Linked DNA regions of Homo sapiens: region 2 is linked to region 1. The links are chromatin contacts, found by Hi-C in ENCODE. All regions are on one chromosome and are shown on one strand. The core of a region is the stretch at or near the end of the contact, and the rest is flanking DNA. Distances in the headings are between cores, read along the strand shown.

Region 1 (2,700 bases), core at 143-2,642:
AGGACCACCTCTCATGATTCCTGTTCCTGGTGCCTTGTATAATCCCCAGTAAGAGTGCTCTTTCCCACCTCTGAGCTCCATTCTCATTACTCATAAGAAACCTCCTGGAATCCATCCCTTTTTCTTTGTATTCTGACTATTAGTTGCATGTTACATCCTTCCCAAATGTAAGGGAGTGGAAGATGGATTATCACAATTATTGGGGAGTTTGTCTCAAACGACACAAGCTGTGGTTCTTTTTCCTTGTCTGGAGAACCTGCAATGGGTGGAGGGTGGGAAGTGGGAGATCACAGTTCCAGAAAGTAAGCACCCTGAGAGCAGAAATGGTGTCCCATTTCTCTGTGGCTCTAACAGGGAACAGGCAGGGCCAGGCACATATTGGATGGAGAGGCAGACGAACGAATGAGTCTTTAAAAGTAGCTTGGTCTACAGCTATGAAGTTTGTAGCTTGAAGAAGGGTCCCTGTGACACTAACCCTGATATTAATGAGGCATTTTACAGTGAGCCAAGCACTTTGCCTTCCATCGTTGTGTGTAATAGTCCTATGGAGAGGGCAGGGAGGCATTTGTAAATGGCCTGCTCAGAAGCCTATATTTACAATAAGTCCAAGCTTTTCCCACTGTACCTCTGCCAGTGTGAAGATCATTTGAAGATGGCTTTCTTTTTTTTAATAGGGACCAATGACATAATGTCTTGTTCAGTGGTTCTCAAAGTGTGGTTCCCAGATCTGCAGCAGCAGCAGCACCTGGAAACTTGTTAAAAGTGCAAATTATCAGGCCCCATCCTGTACCTATTGAATTAGAAACTCTAATACTGGGGCCCTGGTTTTTTGTTTTCGTTTTGTTTCATTCCCCCACCCCGAACCCCCACCCCAAGTCCTCCAGGTGATTCTGATGTGCATTTAAGTTTGAGAACTACTCGACCATTCTATTTCCAACTGATTCATGTTGCTTAATTCTTTGTCTCATCTATGAAAAACAGTCCTACCTCAGACTTCAGCTTGTCAGGGCCCATTCCTCAGAAGGTGAATTGAACTGAATTTACAAGTCCCAAGAGCCCTCAAAGGAAAACACACGAAATGCCCTGAGGAGTGGCATTTGTAACAGGGCCTGTACAGAGATCTGTGATTCAAAGTACTCATCAGACATTCCCATGGGGAAGTCCGCCACTACTCTGGGATTTCAATACGTATGAACCCCAGCACCCTGAACACTGTGCTGGTTGCCCAGCCTCCATCATTAGGCTGGGAGGAGCTTCCACGGAGGGCGCAGGACCCAGGGCGCTGAACTCTCACAACCAATCAGGCGACCCCCCCAGAGGGAAACTACAAGTCCCAGCATGCCCCACGCGCACCGTCAGGGGCCGACCCGCCGCGCCCCAGCGTTCTCCGCGTACAGGTGGTCTCTTGGGTTCCGGTAAGGCGGCGGCTGCGGAACTCCCGTGGAGGGGCCGGTGGGCCCTCGGGCCTGACGATGGCAGTGGCCACTGCGGCGGCAGTACTGGCCGCTCTGGGCGGGGCGCTGTGGCTGGCGGCCCGCCGGTTCGTGGGGCCCAGGGTCCAGCGGCTGCGCAGAGGCGGGGACCCCGGCCTCATGCACGGGAAGACTGTGCTGATCACCGGGGCGAACAGCGGCCTGGGCCGCGCCACGGCCGCCGAGCTACTGCGCCTGGGAGCGCGGGTGATCATGGGCTGCCGGGACCGCGCGCGCGCCGAGGAGGCGGCGGGTCAGCTCCGCCGCGAGCTCCGCCAGGCCGCGGAGTGCGGCCCAGAGCCTGGCGTCAGCGGGGTGGGCGAGCTCATAGTCCGGGAGCTGGACCTCGCCTCGCTGCGCTCGGTGCGCGCCTTCTGCCAGGAAATGCTCCAGGTGTGGGCCTCGGGGGGCCGGGCTGGTGGGGAGGGCCTGGGCACGGTGTGGGAGGGGACTGCGGGCTGGGGCTGAGCCGCGAGGGACCGCCCTGGGGTTCAGGGTGTCACCTTGGGAACCGCTGAGGCTGAGAGGAGTCCAAAAAGCCACTTTGAGGCGGCCGGGAAGCTGCAGGGTTGAGAGGGAAAGAGAAACTAACTGGGAGGGCTGCCTTCTGTCCTCTAAGGATGTCGAAAAAGAAATGGGCCCAAGAGAAAAATAAATAAACCAGTTTCTGAACGTTTCATTTCGTTACGTGAGGACCGCCCCGAAGTAGATCCATGGCCTCTGAATTGTTTTTCCTGTGTCAGAAGTGAATTTGCACCAAGCTGTGTCTTCAGAACCCCTGAGCACTGGGGGAAGTTGCTAGCTAAGGACCTCATATCAGTCCTTTAAAAAAAGTTCTCCTTCCCCCGGCCTCTGCCCCTTTTCTGCTGGGGTAAGGAGCTCGCTGCCACCAGTAAACTCAGCACCATCCTTAACGGGACTGTGGCCTGATTTCCAAGTAGAATACATTTTGGAACCCAGTGGTCATGCTCCATACAGAGACAGGAATAAAAATAACACCCAGCATTATTGAAGATCTGTATGCCAGGAGCTGTGCCAAGCATTTCAGATTTTCCTTTTTGTCTTAAATGAAAATGAAGTGTCCTTGCCTATAACTGTCATTGAAGCTACACAGTAACCCTGTGGAGTAGGCATTATTATCATCCCTGTTTTACAACGCGAGGAAACTGAGGCATAGGAAGGCTAAGAAACTTGCTTGTGGTCTGTCTCCAGAACACTTGCTTTTAAC
Region 2 (2,700 bases), core at 21-2,520, 2.1 Mb before region 1:
CCCGTTTGCTTTGGATTCGTTCCTGTTTCCTTCTAATTCAGCAGGATGCCTGTTAACGAACCTTACTCGGAAGTCTCGCTTTGGTCAGCCATGGTTCTAGATTCTGGCAGCCAAAGGTCTGGGCAGGAGCTAGATGCAGAACTGGTTGTGGCTGTTGCCACTGCTGGTCAGATGGAGCAGTGCAGGTATTCTGCAGAGAAGACAGCCACTTGCCCACCTCCTGCCTGGACAAATCTCCAGCCCCCACTACGTAGCACTCCTGTTGGCCCACAACACAAAAGGTAATGAAACGGGAATGCAGATGCAAAGCAGCTGGCCGTGCCCTGGCCGCTCTGGACCACTCTGCCGAAAGTGGCCTGGGTGTGACAGAAGCTTCTTGTTTTTCTAGACAGTTTATTTCAGCATCCCCTTACTGACATAGAAAAGAGATTAAAAGTTTCTGTAATACAGCTTCTATCAGGTGGCCCTCTCTGGAGTGAAGCATTTCTAAACTAGCAGAAGGAAGTTCATCTGACAAAAAAAGAGTGAAACTGTACTTCTTGTATCATCACACCAAGCTGTCCTGCCAACAAATTCACCTGACTGCACAGAAACACCTCTCTCCGGAAGTTTCTGTGACCGCTGCAGCCCCCTTGCCACTGTCAGGGAAACGTGTGAGAGAAACCCACCCTTTCTGTTGTCACAGACACATGCGCACCATGCACAGATGCTAGAAGAGGCCTGCAAGCTCTGCAGAGGCAGGAGGAAGTGGACCATCGCACGCTGCTCTGCTGCTCTAAGGGCATATTTTTGCTTTTTCAGCAACTGTGAGCATAACTTGAAACTCAGTCTGATTTTTCAGTGACTTCACACCCATTTTTCAATGACCACCCATCCTGGGTTGCTCTGCTGTAATTGGTCCTGCCGCCATGAAGCACCAGCCCAAACTTTGCCCAGCCAAAGGCCTGTCGCCAAGTTGCAGGCCACAAGCCAAGCTCTGGTTAAGGTGGGTACCTGCAGGTCATGGGCAGACAGCACCCCTAATGATGATCAGAGCTCACGCGGCAACTTCTAGGCCCTCAGTCACCCCTCTGATTCACTAGGCCAACTTTCAGCCCTCTCCCTGCAGTCTGTGTCCACCAGGTGTCTCCTCAGGCTAGGACGGTGGCCCTCCTGAAAAAAACAGGCTTCTTTCACAACAGCCTCACTCAGTTACTATTTGTGACGCACTAAGCTGTGCACACAGATTAAAGTCCAGAACAGCACAGAGGGAGGAAGACAGCTGTGCTGCAGCCTACATGGTCAGGAGGTTCCAGGTACAAGATGCCAAGCTGTCTGAAAACTTAGAAATAAACATCTTTTTGGGTCCTCCCTTCTGGTGCTTCTTTATGTTAACTTCTCCAGACCACAAAAAGGAAGAGAGAGACAAGCTCTTCTGATGCTACCCCAGGGTCACTCCCCTGGGAAGCTGCAAGGGGACCTCAGAGCCAGACATGGGCATGGTGGTGAGGAGGGGGTGAGGACCCAAGGAGTCCATTCTGGGACAGTCCTGCCTGCCTCATCCAGGGCTTCTGGGACAGTCCCAGGCCCCCGTTTGGGTGACCAACCAGGCACAGCCTTGCCTTTACCCTTCTGCCTGCAGAGGCCCCAGCAGCAGGTAGAGCCCTTCCCAGCACTAGGTCTCTCAGACAGTCTCAGCTTGAGTGTGGCTCCGCCCACCCCACTGAGCACAGGAGGAACTGCAGCTGGATGGGCAGTGCCCTCAGCCAGCTCCTGGCTCTGGGGAGCTGAACCCCACCCTCAAGGTGCGGGCCCTCCCCACACCTACCTCAGCCCAGGGGAATTCAAAGCACATCCATGAGGCACCTATTAAGGATAGGAGTAAAATGGACACACGCACACACATGCACATGCACAGGCAAGAGCTGCGAAACCGGTAAGATGAGGCTCTGGGACTGGGATTGGGAGAGGACCTTCTCCAGGAGCCATCACATTTGCTCTGCCTTCAAGCTATCTGAGTGGGTTTTGAGGCAAGGTAAAATCCTAGAACCTTGGAACTGGAAAGGGCATCATTTTACAGGGCAGAAGATGAAGCTCCAGCAGGGAGGTGACTGCCCATAACTTGCCTCAGACGTCTCTCAGGAGACGCCTTGTGGTGCCCTGGCCCCTGAGCGGCCTCCCCTGGCGGGCGCAGTCCGTGCTGTGGGAGCAGCTGCCTCTGGGCACTCGGAAGCCCACAGTGGGCTCTGACTCTGGTGCAGCTCAAATATACCATCCACCAGAGGGATCTAGTTACTTTCCACTCACCCAAAGTTTGGCTGCTGGGTTCGCTCGGCAGCTTCCTCTCTTCCCTTCCCAATCCAGACACTTTCTGAGGGGTAAGCGCAGGCCCAAACTCCCTCTGCTAGACTGCTGCTTTCAGAGCCTCGCTCCCTCCAGCTCACTGCGCGATCTGACTCAGACCTCTTGGCCTATGGCCCACTGAGGGCCAGTGGGAGGCCTGTCTCACTGAGATGACAGGTTCTCATGAGAATCAGCGAGGCCCAGTGATTCTGTGCCCCCAGAGGCAGCCTCAGGACACTCTCTTCCTGCCACTGGATTTCCTGGAGACCAGATTCAAGCACAGGAAAAGTCTGACCTTATCTGTGCACGAGCTGCTCTTGGAAAGAACGTAATTTTTCTCCCTGCTCTAAGAAGAAAATCAGTCTACAAATCCTGGTT

The links. Hi-C counts contacts between places; a loop is a spot of excess contacts on that map. Pooled maps may share reads with other maps.
Region 2: a pooled map shows a loop between it and region 1 (8-fold over the local background). The contact joins the enhancer-like site here to the promoter of RDH14 in region 1. A Hi-C loop is called at or near these places in 2 of 50 pooled maps.

What each region holds. Positions count from the first base shown.
Region 1 is chr2:18,559,345-18,562,044 of GRCh38, reverse strand. RDH14 (retinol dehydrogenase 14) reads left to right here and starts at 1,392. Exons shown (of 2, transcript NM_020905.4): 1 at 1,392-1,865. The coding sequence starts at 1,473. The region is part of intron 10 of NT5C1B-RDH14 (NT5C1B-RDH14 readthrough); the gene reads left to right. It overlaps LOC105373456 (a long non-coding RNA gene), which reads right to left and starts at 1,869. Exons shown (of 6, transcript XR_007086234.1): 1 at 1,354-1,869. RefSeq lists enhancers at 983-1,202, 1,213-1,262, 1,323-1,372, 2,183-2,232 and a silencer at 1,463-1,972.
Region 2 is chr2:20,674,966-20,677,665 of GRCh38, reverse strand. GDF7 (growth differentiation factor 7) reads right to left here. Exons shown (of 2, transcript NM_182828.4): 2 at 1-2,700. Among named protein-coding and RNA genes, the nearest start is that of GDF7, 9.2 kb to the right of the region's middle. RefSeq lists enhancers at 722-991, 1,262-1,361, 1,372-1,431, 1,822-1,941. Within about 2 kb of position 1,270, at least 14 of the 41 ENCODE cell types and tissues checked have a DNase peak (open chromatin) inside an H3K27ac peak, as active enhancers do.